Regions from separate parts of the Homo sapiens genome. Here all the other regions are linked to region 3. A link is a loop called in an ENCODE intact Hi-C map of the cell type or tissue named here. Cell type or tissue: dorsolateral prefrontal cortex. All regions are shown on one strand.

Evidence for each region. Hi-C counts contacts between places; a loop is a spot of excess contacts. Peaks named below come from ENCODE experiments on the same cell type or tissue, not always from the same donor. Only the 100,000 strongest peaks of a DNase experiment are listed, where the experiment ranks them.
Region 1: a loop joins it to region 3, with 12 times the contacts of the local background. A loop is called at or near these places in 105 of 110 quality-filtered maps.
Region 2: it touches region 3 in a loop (2.8-fold over the local background); 7 of 110 quality-filtered maps call a loop at or near these places.

What each region holds. Positions count from the first base shown.
Region 1 is chr3:41,879,534-41,884,533 of GRCh38, reverse strand. It overlaps ULK4 (unc-51 like kinase 4), which reads left to right. Exons shown (of 37, transcript NM_017886.4): 17 at 582-660. Among named protein-coding and RNA genes, the nearest start is that of ULK4, 80 kb to the left of the region's middle. In dorsolateral prefrontal cortex, a CTCF peak has its summit at 3,090 (motif pointing right); no DNase peak of the experiment used is centred here.
Region 2 is chr3:42,115,348-42,120,347 of GRCh38, reverse strand. All of the region lies in intron 1 of TRAK1 (trafficking kinesin protein 1), which reads right to left. Among named protein-coding and RNA genes, the nearest start is that of TRAK1, 26 kb to the right of the region's middle. RefSeq lists an enhancer at 1,147-1,236. In dorsolateral prefrontal cortex, CTCF peaks have their summits at 1,205, 1,406 (motif pointing left) and 2,985 (motif pointing left); DNase peaks (open chromatin) are centred at 1,347, 2,677 and 2,997; H3K27ac peaks cover 2,456 bases.
Region 3 is chr3:40,577,873-40,582,872 of GRCh38, reverse strand. No RefSeq gene overlaps it. Among named protein-coding and RNA genes, the nearest start is that of ZNF621, 55 kb to the right of the region's middle. In dorsolateral prefrontal cortex, CTCF peaks have their summits at 1,974 and 2,177 (motif pointing left); a DNase peak (open chromatin) is centred at 2,152; H3K27ac peaks cover 2,172 bases.

The DNA of each region.
Region 1 (5,000 bases), 1.3 Mb before region 3:
CAAATCACATTGAATGTCATTTAATAGTAATTTATCCACTTCAGTTTTCTGCTGGATACTAAAGGAACACCTCATTAAAACTAGTGTTTATGCAAATAACAATATTTAAAAACTTGATTGTAAAAATTTCTTTTACACTGAATACATACAGATATGTTACTGTTCAGATATTATTTACTACTTACATAGAAACTCATTGATCTACTAACAAGTAGAAAAGAGACCTTTAGCCAAATGCCTCTGTACTCAGCAATAAAAGGATTAATTACTGTTTTGCTCTTTTCTCTGGTTAAAGATTTTTAAAATTTTTATTTTTCGTTTTACTATTAAACCACAACTTGTTTAAATTTTGTCGCTGTTGCAGTATTGCAGCGGACATTACGGTTCGTGTCTCCCTAAGTATACGAGGGAGAGTTTCTCTGGGCTGTGTACATGTGGGAGTGTGGGCCTGACCTGTCACATTCAATTTTTATTTCTCAGTCTTATATCTAATGCTCATCATTGCATAATGTAACTAGCTGGGATTAGTTTCCTCGGTCCCCGACTCTTCTTTTCAGAGCCTGTTTTCTCTCCATTTACAGACGGGCCAAGGTTGCTCACGTAATTGGTTTACTGGCTTCGCACACAGCTGAGCTCCAGGAAAATACACCTGTTGTTGAGGTAATGTCTTTTATTACTTAAATGTGATGAATGTCAAGAAATACTGTTCTTGATTCTGTAATTTAGAACCTGCAGCTTTCACCGACCTTCACTTGTTTTTTCTCTGTGGGATTGTGGCAATCGTTCTAAAACTGTTACCTCAACAGACCTTTAGGCTTAAACATAGCAGCACATATACAATGTAGTCCATCATTAAAATGGCACAGCAGAGTTAACAAGGCTTATGAACTCTACTCATCATTATTTCATTTGTTTTTGAATAAGGCTTTTTTCATTTCTAGTTTTCTTATAGTCTGTCCAACAGACTAATGTATTTCCTAGTTAAAGCATAGCTTACAATTCAAAATTCAAATTATTTTGGCCTTTCACCTTGAATGTAGTGTTTTCGTATGAAAGATTACTTTCTACCTATTCCGTTAACGTATGTTACACTTAATTGGTAATGGAGTTTTATCCCTTGAACTGGGAGAGGCTCAAGAGTCAGCATAGGTGAAAAGAACCAAGGCTTTTAGGGGAAACAGCAAGAGCTCCTGAAGGAAGTAAAAAAGGGGTAAGGAGAGGGGATTTTGTAGAGTTGAAGCTGGTTGTGTGGTATTTGGGGCTTTAAGAAAAATTGGAAAAATTTCTATGTCTGTCTTGTCCACTGTAGTAGCCAACTGGTATTTGGAGCCTTAAGAGGAATTGGAACATTTTCTCTCTGTGCTGTTCACTGCAGCAGCCAATTGCTGGGATAGTATCCCAGCTGGCCTTATAGTGTCTGGGTGGAGATTAATTTAATTTCAGTGTATTTCCCTTGCTTACAATTCCATCTCTATTTCCTGCAAACTGCTGGATCTCTGAGTTACTAGTAAAATGCCACAAAGTCTAAATTTTTCCTTTTTTGGGGGGCCTAAAAAAATGAATTGTGACCTATATGATTACTGATGGTACCCAGCTTGGTTCTCAGAGATGTGTCAGGTAGATTTTTGTCTGAAAGATTGAGCATCTAGGGCAGTATTACCAGGAAGATGAGAAGGCTTAGGATCTCAAAAATGGGGGTTCCTTCTGATGGCTCAGAGCAAAAGGTCTCCAGTGAGATGGAGTAGCTGTAGGAGATGGGAGAGAACTTAAAGTCCAAGACAAAGTGCCAAGATTTTAGAGGATGTTCCTGCATCGTCAGAGCAGGCATTGGTTGCTCAGGAGCTGTGAAGAAGGAGCCTCTGAATATGTGAAATATGACTGTTGAATTAAATGATTCAGTAGTTGCAGTAATAAGTATTAAGTAGGATGGATACTTTAGGAAGCTGAGTTAGTGAATTTGAAGATCAGTTGGATGAATTCTCTTAGGATTCAGAAAGAAAGAGGATAAAGATTATGAACTAAAAAGGCATGGATGATAGTTTCAGATTTGTTGAACTATCCAGTATAGTAGCCACCAGCCACTATGGCTATTGAGTGCTTGAAGAAAAGCTAGTCTGAATTGAGATGATCAACTTATAGAAAAGAATACTACGACCACCCTGTAATTTCCAAACCCCATTGTTCTACTTTATCTTTTTCACAGCATGTATCACCACCTGGCATTTTATGTATTTATTTCTCTTTCCACACTAGACTACAAGCTCCATTGGAATCGGGATTTTGAACTGTCTTGTTCAACACTCCACTCCAGTGCCTAGACAGTGCCTTGTGTATGTATAGATACTGACAAATATTTCAAAATAAATAAAACTGTATCAGCATTCTTGGGACTCCGTGTGGCAGTGCCTGGAAGATGGTGTGTTTTGCTGCTGCAGGAATTGTCAAGGGGCTGGGCAGAGGGCATGTGAAGTAACCTGGGACCTGTTGGTCACCCTGGGTGATGTGATGGCCTCATTCTACTGGTACTTGCTGTTGCTGCTGCTGTACTCCCACTTGGAGAGTTTGGCCCAGCAGTTCCTGAACCATATTTGTTACCTGTTCTCACTCAGGTTGAGTTCTGTGGCCAGTTTATATTCTCAAAGTATTTCTCTTACTCCAGTTGTTGTACTTTGTTGACATTGTATTCCTGGTGCTGCCTCAACTGAGAGGAAAGGGTGGATGTTAATTCCCGAGGTTCTTGTATCTTTTATTCCAGTACTGTTCTCTTCATGGGTATTTGCTGATGCTTTATTAGTTCGAAATGCAAGAATTTAGGGAAAATCATACTTATTTGATTAAAAAAAATGGCGTGTACTGAACTATCTGGTGAACTATTTTGAATTACACTGTATTGTGAACTACATTTGGTTGGATAATAGAGAGCTTGTATAATAACTTGAAATTGAGCTAGGTGCTCCTTTGTGATGCCATCTTAATTTTGTTATTTCTCAACACTTTTTAGTTCTTTATTTCATTACTTTTAATGGCAAAAACTGTAATTACTTTTGCACCAACCTAATTCCTGCTGTGAGCAATTGGCTGTGATAATTTAAGTAGCCACTAGAGGTCATTCAAGCACCAGAAAAAAAGTTGTGCAAGTTTTAAGAATTTATGTTTCAGTTTCCAAAAGCAGGATCTGTGGAGGCTGAGCAGGTACATGGTACCATGTTTCATCTTTTTCCTGTTTTTTTTTTTTTTTTTTTTTTTTTTAGAAGTTTCTGCTACAGGATGTGTGGCTCCATTCCACTGGTGATTTTTACCATTTGAGATGAATAAGATGAATGAAAACCATTATAGTCTCTCCAGAAAAATAAAGTCAACACCTAGCACATGATTTTAGGGGATCTGGGAACCCCGTGGAGTGAATCTTTGGTTCATAACTCTTGAGACCAGTTTTCTGTAAAACTCACAATTGGGTGCTTGTAGATAATTTTTCAATAATCAGTAACAAAATTTCAAGTGTAAGATGAATCCTAAATTCTCTATTAGGTTTACTCTCAGTGAACAGGAAAAATTGTGGTTGCAGACCCTATAAGCATCTTATTTTATTTTACTTACTTATTTATTTTTTTGCGATAGAGTCTCGCTCTGTTGCCCAGGCTGTAGTGCAGTGGTGTGATCTTGGCTCGTTGTAACCTCTGCCTCCCGGGTTGAAGAGATTCTCAGCCTCAGCTTCACGAGTAGCTTGGACCACAGGTTCATGCCACCATGCTCTGCTAAGTTTTGTATTTTTAGTAGAGACACGGTTTCATCATGTTGGTCAGGCTGGTCTTGAACTCCTGGCCTCAAGTGATCCATTTGTCTTGGCTTCCCCAAAGTATTGGGATTACAGGCATGAGACACTGCACCTGGCCCCTATAAGCATTTTAATGGCATAGAACCTCATTTTGTTACTCACCTTTGTACCCCACAGTGCCGAGCCAGCAAAGTAATGTGTATTTTAGGCAGTTAATGCTGGAGAGTTTAATGAATGATTAAAAGAATGTCAGAAGAATATGATGGTATAATTTGTTATAAAGAGACAGAAAAAATGGAGCAAAAATCTATTTTACTATCCTTGTAATATAATTTAAATCTCTTTCATCTTATTCTGTCATCAACAGCTACAGAAAATAACTGGTCATGATCTCCTTTATGCATTTAGAAGCATTTATTGACATCTGTATCTTTTTTACTGAAAAATATAACCATCTGAAGCTTATATTCCTAGATAACACATTTACCACTCTGTAATCATTGTGGTTTCTATGTGTAATAATTTTAAAAAACATTTCTGATATTAAGCCAATATATTTAGTCTGAAGCGTGCAGTGGATATATTTTATGAAATTTAATATAGACCCATCAAATTCTAAAACTGAAAGGAATTTTTTTTGTGACTGAGTCTCACTCTGTTGCCCAGGCTGGATTGCAGTGGCGTGATCTTGGCTCACTGCAACCTCTGTCACCCAGGTTCAAACGATTCTCCTGCCTCAGCCTCCCGAGTAGCTGGGATTACAGGCATGCACTACCACGCCCAGCTAATTTATTTTGTATTTTTAGTAGAGATGGGGTTTCACCATGTTGGCCAGGCTGATCACGAACTCTTGACCTCAAATAATCCATCCGCCTCAGCCTCCCAAAGTGCTGGGATTACAGGCATGAGCCACCACTCCTGGCCAAAAGGAGTATTAACAGACATTTTAGGTTAACCCATTCATTAAATTTCTTTATTATCAGCTGGGCGTGGTGACTCACGGCTGTAATCCCAGTACTTTGGGAGGCTGAGGTGGGAGGATAACTTGAGCCTAGGAGTTTGAGACCAGCCTGGGCAACATAAGGAGACCCTGTCTCTAGAAAAAATAGAGTTTGGTGTGGTGGTGCACGTCTGTGGTCCCAGCTACTCAGGAGGCTGAGACATGACCCTGGGAGGTTGAGGCTGTAGTGGGCTATTATCATGCTATTGCACTCCAGCTTGGGCA
Region 2 (5,000 bases), 1.5 Mb before region 3:
CTAATGTAAACAAGTCAAAATGTGTTCTCAAATAAGTCACAAATGAAGGGCATCAATTTCCTGACCAATCCCAAAGCCCAAAGGTCCATGGCTTCAGGTAGATATGCAATAACAACAGCCCAAAATCCCACCAACCCCCAGCCTGTCAAACCATCAAAAGGCCAGGCTCAACCATAAGGAGAGGCTTACCCCTCGGCATCGCCTCCTTGCCCAGTTACTGTAATGCCCCATGGTGGCCGGCCACATTGTGGCTGGTGCCATTTCTGGAAAAGAGCTTTTTATTTATTTATTTTTTTATTTTTTGTTTTAAATAGAGATGGAATCTCACTGTGGTGACCAGGCTAGTCTCGAACTCCTGACCTCAAATGACCCTCCCATCTCATTCTCTCAAAGAGCTTTTTAAATCATACTATTGCTCTTTAAAAACCTCCCAGCTCCCTATAAAGTGCTTCATCATTCTGCCTCTACGTTTCTACAGGAGAGGCTACTGAGTGTTTCCCAGTATGCAATTGCCACTTCTTCCTTTTGGTCATGCAACCCCCAAGATGTGGCTGGGCCCACGGCCAACCAGCTAAAAACTGTGTTTCCCAGCTTTCCCTGCAGTAAGGTGTATCCACATGCCTGGTTAACAGGATGTAACAGAACTTCCAAGTCATGCCCTTTCCGTCTGTCCAGTTGCAGAGTTGGCCTGGTGCTGGAGCCATGCTTAGCTAAATTAGTAAAGGCAATGCCCAGGAAATGACCAGAGCTACCTCAGCTGCCTGAAACACCCTGGACCTCCTTCCACTTGAACTTTTAAAAGTAAAAGAAATAAACAACTACCTTATTGAGGCTACAGTTCCAATTACTTTGGTCTCTGTTAAAGCAGCTAACTCAACACCCTAACAGCCTTTCTTATCAAGCCCAGCCTCTGCTATTTTCTCCAATTTCCCTTCACTTAAGGCATACCAACTTCTCACCATTTTCCAAACACATTTTTTTCACAAATCTGAGTTTTTAGACCAGCTGTTTTAGCTCCCTAGAATGCCCTTCACTGCCTAGCAAACTCCATCTTAAAATATCATTCAAATGTCACTCTCTATTGCAAAGCCTCCCTTAACCTCTCTTCTCTGGCTTCCACAGTTCTCAGTACATAAATGACTTCACTACGATGTTAGAAGTGTATTCTCTGTGGCTCTTCCCTACTAATTGTGAGCCCCTCAAGAGAAAAGGCTTTGAATTATCCACCTTACCTTCAGCCCAGCCCTTACTACTTTGCCAGGCAACAGTAAGTGTGAGAAGAGTGATGGAACAAGGGAAGGAGAGAGCAGCAGCCGGTGGCAGGACTAGTCTGTGAATCCCCTGCCTGTCCAGGACAGACACATGCCCAGCCTGCAACATGAGGCAGGTGGAGCCATCTAGTGTCAAGGTCTTTTCAAACCCACCTCAGTATCACCCTAGGTCTTTATCCAGCATAGAGGAAAGTCCCATGGGATGGTAAATGTCCCCTCAATTGCTCAGCAGATGTCAATCCAATACCTACCATTCTTATGACATCACTTTGAAAGTAAAATAACCTAAAAGGACTCTTTACCTCTTCAGAGGTATAACCCTTCCTAGGTTTTTCCCAAGGCGTAAGATTTGGAATGGACCCTCCTACCCAGGATGTGGGCTTCAGTTAGGGCCACCAGGGAGTGAAGAAAGTGTGCTGGAGCCTGCTTGGCACCTGGAAGGTGCAGAGCTGCAGAAGCAGCTGTGTCCATTCTCCACCTGACTGGGGCTAGATCCTCACCTGCAGAGAGCGGCTAGGAGGAGACTCCTCCGTCTAGGGATTTGCACTGATTCTCAGGTGACATGCCAGCTTCACAAAACCTGCCAGGTGCCTGAGGCAATGCTTACATTTTACAGCAAAGGCAATAGCTCTAAATTAGTGTCCAACATTTAACACTCAGAGAACCTCATGTAAATACAGATCTCAGCGGGGCGCAGTGGCTCACACCTATAATCCCAGCACTTTGGGAGGCCGAGGCGGGCAGATCACTTGAGGTCAGGAGTTCAAAACCAGCCTGGCCAACATGGTGAAACTCCGTTTCTACTAAAAATACAAAAAAAAAAAATTAGATGGGCGTGATGGTGGACGCCTATAATCCCAGCTACTTGGGAGGCTGAAGCAGGAAGAACTGCTTGAACCCGGGAGGTGGAGGTTGCAGTGAGCCAAGATCGCAGCACTGCACTCCAGCCTGGGCGACAGAGTGAAACTCCCTCTAAAAACAATAAAAATACAGCACTTTGGGAGGCCAAGGTGGGCGGATCACAAGGTCAGGACATCGAGACCATCTTGGCCAACATGGTGAAACCCCGTCTCTACTAAAAATACAAAAATTATCTGGGCGTGGCAGCACGTGCCTGTAATCCCAGCTACTCGGGAGGCTGAGGCGGGAGAATCGCTTAAACCCAGGAGGCAGAGGTTGGGCAGTGAGCCGAGATCAGGCCACTGCATTCCAGCCTGATGACAGAGCTAGACTCAGTCTCAAAAAAAAAAAAGAAAAGAAGAAATACAGATATGTGGACTCTCAGAAGAAGTCAGCCTATCTAGGATCAAGGGACCTCCTCCTCCACAGAGGAGTTAAATGCTCTGAGTGGTGGCCACCTCCAGAGAGGGAGTGCGATCATTCCAACAGGGTTTCTGGGCCTCGTGCCTGCACGCTGGAGCTTGAGGGCTCTAAGCCCAGGAGAACAGGGACCTGAGTAGCTGCAAGGTGAGCAGAGTGTGCAGAAGAGCTGTCTAGAAGGAAAGTAGCCCTAGACACTCACCCAGTTGGCAGGAGATCTGAGAAAACAGCAAGGGGAGAGGGAAGAATAAAAGACAGGAGAGAGAAAGAGGAAAAACCTAGTGAGAGAAAGCTCAAGCAAAAGCAAAGGAGGAGAGAAGAACAGGAGAGGGAGGAAAGGAATGCCAGAAAGAGGCAATGGCAGGAAACCAGCACCACAACTGCCACCTGCTGGAAGCCGAGAGGCCCTGGGTGCCGGCCAGGAGCACAGTTTCAAGAGTTTGGAGAAAGGACGCCCAGCCTCGGTTCTGCCCCCTCAACTTCGTCCTATCACTCTGGCAAATCACATGTTCATATGCCTGGGACTCAGTTTCTTCCTCTGTAGAACAAAGGTAAGTGGCTGCAGAAAAGCTTTCTTCATACCCTAAATTTCTCTGAGCGGTGAGAGCAAGAGTTGCACATTCTGAGGGCTGTGTCTGGGGGGCAGCCGCCACTCACAGCACTTCCCGGTGACGCCCCCAGTCCTTGACATGCTGACTCCACCCAAGAGACCAGGGATCTGTATTTTTATGAGAGTCCCTGATTTCTAAATGTTGAATACTGAGGGCCAGATTAAACATGCATGCCTCCAGTCTGCACACTGGGACTTCCATCCTGGCGCCACACTCTGGGACTTCAGAGAATGCTACAGACCACATTAAAGGTGACAAAGAACAAGAAAAGGGACCTTCGCTCATCAAATAGTGGCCACCATACAGAGGTCCATCTTTTTTATTTTTTTCCTCCCTGTCCCTCTCCCACTCCATTTCTTTACCCACCAACTTTCCACTTGGCCATCAGAGAGGTGGGTGCAGAGCATGACCCCTGGCTATGCTTGGGGAGGCAGGCGCTCTGGCTAGAGGCAATAACCCTCTCTCATGACACATTACCCATGGCAGTGACTGCAAACCCACAGCAATGTTTTAATGACTTCACAAGACAACACTCCTCACCTACTCAGCCACTTGGAAACCATTCTGTACAGACTTGGAAACAATTCCATTTTCTTAAAATTATAAGGATTAAAGGGCAGGAATAAAGACTCATACATAGGCCACACTGGTGCTGGAGATGTATGTGATACTTTGTAAGTGGTATCTGACAGACAACCTTCTAGAAAATTCCTCTCTATCAAGGGACTATGCAGTTTACAGCTTTAGCTGAACATCTTCAGAGATTCAGTCTTAGTAATTACTTTCCATACCACAAAAGTTGTGATTCCACAAATTACAAAGAGGACATTAGAGCTAAAAACTACTGGCGCAACCTCCTCATTGAATGGAAAAGGACACTGTGTTCAAGCTGAGGAGGTGGCCAAATGTCACAGAGCAAACCAGCAGCAGACTCGAGATGGGTGCTTGGCCTGCGGCAGGTCCCACCATGCAAGAGGCCTCGGGATGTAGCGACAGCACCTCCAGATGCTGATTCGCTTTCCGCTGTTTGCCCAGCACCCGGAACCCTGCCTGGTAACTAGTAAGTGTTCAATAAATGTTTGCTGAACAACGCAAAGCACTTGTATCTATTACTGCCTTTCATTTACTCTCACAAGCCAGCAGGCAGTGCAGGATGAGGATTGGGAACACATTTCATAAATGAGGAGACCCAGATCTAAAAGACAGAAGGGGAAACTGTGGCCCTGCAAGGTTCAGAGACATGGGGGAAGTCTCAAGGCTAAGCAGTGGCAGAAATGGAAGCAAGACCTCCGACTCCACCCTGGCTCACACCCCAGCCACAAAGGGACAAGGGATAGGTCCAAGTCTTCCTTTTCTGCCTCTCTCCCCACTGAGGGACAGCTCACTTGCTGTGAACAGCAAAGGGGATCTCCAGAAGAGAGAAGGACAAGCAGAGAAACCCTCATAGGATGGGAAAGGAAAGACTAACTATGCTTCAGAGACAGGAACGAAAACCAACACTGGGGAGTTCTCTAGAATTCCATGGCCTTAATTACCAACAGAAGAAACGCTTTCTAAGAAAACGGACACAAAATTACACAGTTGAGTTCCACATAGCCTGGTGTCACGTACCGAGTTACCATCTACTCACACATACATGCACCAGCCCCGGTGACACATACCCCCAAAGAAGCAGTCGCACAGAGACAGCCAATCCAGCCGACTCAGCCGTGTTTGGAAACAGGGTGTCCGACGTGAGGCTAAAGGGCAACTGAATGTGGCGCATTCCACTTGGGCATGCCAGTTTGTTGCTCAACAA
Region 3 (5,000 bases):
AAAGGAGCCAACTGTATCATTCCAGTGTGATTTGGCCAGAGGTGCCGATGGGGCCCGGGGTGGGGTGACAGGCCCAAGGAGGTGTCACTGAGCTATGGATCCAGGTCCACCCTGGCTTGTCTGACCCACTAGAGCTTCCTCCTCCTGGAAGGGTTGGCAGAGGTTATTCCTGTATGTAGCTGGGAGCTACAGGAGGGCTCCTCACAGAGCTGCAGTTGCTTTTGTTTTCCCCTGGAACAGCTGCCTGGAGAATCTGGCTCAGAGAAGTTTGTCTATCATTCTTGAGTAAACCATAAGGACAGCAGAACAATGTGTCAGTCATTTACACCTCAATGAAAACAAATGAATAAGATCCAGTCTTTGAATCCCAGATCTTAGGACCAAAGGGGACCTTAACAACCAATGCTCTTTCTGTCTAGCTGGCTTCCTTCTTTTCATTCAGTGCTGGTGCTATAGCTTGATACATTTATAAAACATACCTCCTGCCCCTCCCCCTTTGCACAGCCCCCTACTATTCTCATCAATTTAGAATTTGAGCACTAACCATGAACCTTGTAAAAACAGGCATCCCTTCATGAAATTACAAAAAATGAAAAAGCCCCAGGTCCAATGCCATTTGCTCCCTGCCCAGCTCCTGGATGAAGCTCTGTGACCTGGGAGGCTCCTGAACACCCTTTGGCCCTTTGACAGAAGGGAGGGAGGGTGCATCACGAGCTTCCTTTCTGGCCCAAGGTTGGAGGTGATGACCCTCAGGCAATGAGAAGGCTGCTACCATGAAGAAAAGTGTCTTGCATTTTCTAATTCGCCATGCCCAGTGTGACTTCAACCAACAGCACCCAAATGGATCAATGACAACTATATCCTGGAGGTGTCCCTATGCTTAACAGAAGGTTAATGGTGCTTAGGAGTGGAGGGACCCCTTACTTTTTCCTCATCCCTGCAAAGGCAACACCCACCCTCCCTGCAGCAGGACACACAGAGTAGGGCTCACCCATTCTGCTCTCCCAGGTCCCCTCAATCTTCCTCCTCTCTTCTGCTCCATCCCAGAAGAGAGAAGTAGATGGGGCGTGGAGAACAGCTGGGCCCAAGCAAGGGCCTTGAGGCTGGAGGCGAATACAAAGGGAGGTGAGAACCACAGGGAGAACTACTTTTAAGCCTCCATCTGGTAACAAATGAAAATGTGGAAAGTAAGGCACATGGATTTCCATTGCAGCAACATGTCTTTGAGCAGGAGAGGCCATCTGTGGGTAGTAGTGAGGCCCCTGATTTCAAAGTTTGAAGCAACGAACCTCCATTTCAAGCCCCCTTTGCCACAAACTAGCCTGCAAGAGATATAGAAGCACCTGCCTTACAGGATATGGGAAGATTTCTGAATGACAAAATACTTAGAACCATGCCTCGCACATGAAAAATGCTGTCTAGGAGGAGGAGGAGGCATAAATAGCACAACAGAGGACTTGGCACCACAAGTGGAGCTGCAATAAGCATATAGAGCACTTCCCAGTTTGCAAAGCCCTCTTGATTCTGTTCTTACATGTGTTGCTCACAGCAGCCCTACAAGGCACAAGCTGTCCCCACATCACAACATGAAAACACTGACATTGTGAAATGACAAGAGATTTGCTAGTCATTCACATGGATTTCCCAATGGATATCAAAACAGGGCACCAGGAAAGGAGAAAAAGAGAATAGGTCTGATGAGCCCAAGCAGAATTTTGCCACAAGGAAATTTAGAAAGATGCTTCCTTGCCAGTTGGCATCATGCATGTTTTGGGGTCTTGTAGGGCCAGTGTTGTGTTTTACACATGTGGGAAAAAGGTGAGGTACCATAATCATTTCAAAGTCCAAATACAGCTGTTTGTGTACCCCCACAGATAAATGCAGGCAAAGCAAAGGTAAGAGCCCAGGCTCCTAATTCCAGCTTCCCTGATGGTTTCAGGGCACAGAGACCTCATGGAGCCAACAATGACATTCAGCCCAGGATTTGCAAATGGACCTAGGCAGATCTTAGCAGGCCTGCAAGTGGGATTGTCATCCTGCTTGTGTCCAAGGCCTCCTGCCTCCATCCTGGTTTCTGTTAGAGATGTGAGCACAGTCACCTACCCTCTGTGCTAATGCAGCCTCTGCCAAACCCTTAAACTGAGGGTTTATGCCTGCATCTGAGCTCCACCTAGTGGCAGATGTTGGGCATGGCGTCCAAGTATGCGTTTCCTTTCAGGACCACCCCCCTCCATTTAGAGTCATATAGTGTAAAATAGACACTTTTGACTCAGCACATCTGTGACCTGGACCCTTTGTAACCACATTCATATAACCTTCCCTTTGCTGGTCCCTTAGCTTTATGTATGCTGGGCAGCCTGAAGGCATTAACCTGGCCAATTGTAAACCTAGCCAGAGATTGTGTGAGCGTCCTTCCTACTCCCCTTAAAGCCTTCGGCTCTATGATGTTCCAAAGGCGTGATTTGGGCTGACCTAGCAGCCACATGGCATAATGGAAAGAATACAAAAGTAGGGATCCAAAGACATGAGTTCTAATTCCACCATCTCAACTAGAGAGCTGGATGGACTTGGATAAGTCATCCAAGTGCCCCAAATCCACTTTCCCATCAGTAAAACTGGGATAACAATACCCATCATTGACATCACATGTTGTGACATATGTGCTAAACTGACACGTGATACTTCTCAGCAAGAAGCCAGCATATAATTCAAGAGAGTTTCTACACCTTTTTAAGAAATGGGTAGCAATCTGTGTGCCCGGTTCTTCCTTGCCTTTGCACATGCTGGTTTCTCTGCCAGACGTGCCCTTATCCCCACTCCTCCCAGCTAACTCCTCCCTCATGCACTAGGGTGAAAGTCTTCCCTCACCCTACTTCACCTTGCCTCTGGGCTCCCTTAATATACTGTTAGGGGGTTCATCACCCTTTGTTGTACTCATTTGCTTCTTGTGTCTTTCCCCAACTAAACTGCATCCTCTTGGAGGGCAACTAAACTGTTCACTCTTGTATCACTGCTGCCCAGCACGAAGCCCAATATATGGTAGGCTTTCAATCCTCCTTTGTGTGGAATGACTTAAAAAGTGAACTAAATAAACAAGCAGTACTGCAGGCTCCTGAAGATTCCTCCTATGTATTCTTTCAGAGTCCTACTTGTTTTAGATCTGCAATTCACCTGGAATTGAGTTTGGTGTATGTGTGAGGCAGAGATAAAGACAGACTTTTTATATGTAGATATACAATACACCCAACACTGTTATTTTAAAAAAACAACCTGGTCAAGCACAGTGGATCACACCTGTAATCCCAGCATTTTGGGAGGCCAAGGCGGGCCGATCACCTGAGCTCAGGAGTTTGAGACCAGTCTGACCAACATGGAGAAACCCCGTCTCTACTATAAATACAAAATAAGCTGAGTGTGGTAGTGTGCCCCTGTAATCCCAGCTACTTGTGAGACTGAGGCAGGAGAATAGCTTGAACCCGAGAGGCGGAGGTTGCAATGAGCCAAGATAGCGCCATTCCACTCCACCCTGGGCAACAAGAGCAAAACTCCATCTCAAAAAAATAAATAAAATAAAAAATACAACCTTTCACCACTATACTGTAGTGTCACCTTTGTCATAAATCAGGTGGCTATATAGGTGTTTTTCTGGTTTCTGGACTACCTGTTGTGTCCCATTGGTCAGTTCATCATCCTGCCTCCTAAGGCAAAGACCCTGCTACAGCCCAGGTGTGGTGCCTCACACCTGTAATCCCAGCACTTTGGGAGACCGAGGCGGGTGGATCACAAGGTCAGGAGATTGAGACCATCCTGGCTAACACGGTGAAACCCCGTCTCTACTTAAAAAAAATACAAAAACATTAGCCAGGTGTGGTGGCGGGTGCCTGTAGTCCCAGCTACTCGGGAGGCTGAGGCAGGAGAATGGTGTGAACCCGGGAGGCAGAGCTTGCAGTGAGTAGAGATCGCGCCACTGCACTCCAGCCTGGGCGACAGAGCGAGACTCCGCCTCAAAAAAAAAAAGACCCTGCTACATATTTACCCTGTGCAAATAAATAACAAAATGTAAGCCAATTAACAACTTGATGCAACACCATGCCCACTTGAAAGCCCTGAGCTGTGGCAGTCGAAGGAGGTAAGTTCCAGGCTGTAAGCGGAGGCTACAGGTAAGCAGGAAGCCTAGGGTCCAAACCAGGAGAGGGCTATCAAGGAATAGAAGGTTGCAGCCACCTCTGAGAATCTGTACACCTCATAGGAATGAACAAGGGGTGGACTGTCAGTTTAACAAGGGCCCAAGCAGAAAGGCAAGTTGGGGAACCAAGTCAGGGGAAGCTCAGGCATTGCCTTAAATTCCTGACAGGAACCAAGGGAATTGTGCACTGCTCTGGGCTGAATTCACTGGCCATTACTGCTATGGCATCTGGTTCTTACCCCTACAGGCAGCTCTTAGGGAAGATCTGCTGAGCAGCTCAAGGTATCAGGGGGCTTCTGACAGCTGGGGCTTGGAAAACTGCAGAGAATCAGGAAGAGACAGATGCTGAGAAAGCTTCAATTTCTGTGTACCTTCATCGGGAAACTCAGGTAAGTGAAGAGGTCCCAGGTGGGGACTATGAGGATCTCTGTGGCACCTGGCCCTCCTAAAGGGCCAGCTGTCACTCAGTATCAGGCAAGTATTGCCACATAGAAATGAGGCCCAGGGTTATCAGCTCTTTCAGTTTTCCAAGAGAAGCTGCAAATCCAAACTTATATGCACAATTTTTAAGTACCGGCAGCTAATCTTTTAAAGTTGTAAACACTGTGAGCTATAAAACCCATCTACAGATCATATCTAACCATATCTGATTTAGTATCTAATTGGTGTCTTTGAAACCAATGGAGGGAGAAACAAATTCTGGTATTCTTAAGTCCTGGGTGAACCTACAGTGTTGTTCAGCTATCAGGAGGAGAGTGTGGAAGAGGTGTCCACTAGACCCTAAAAAAATTTACTGTGAAAATGACTGAGAAAA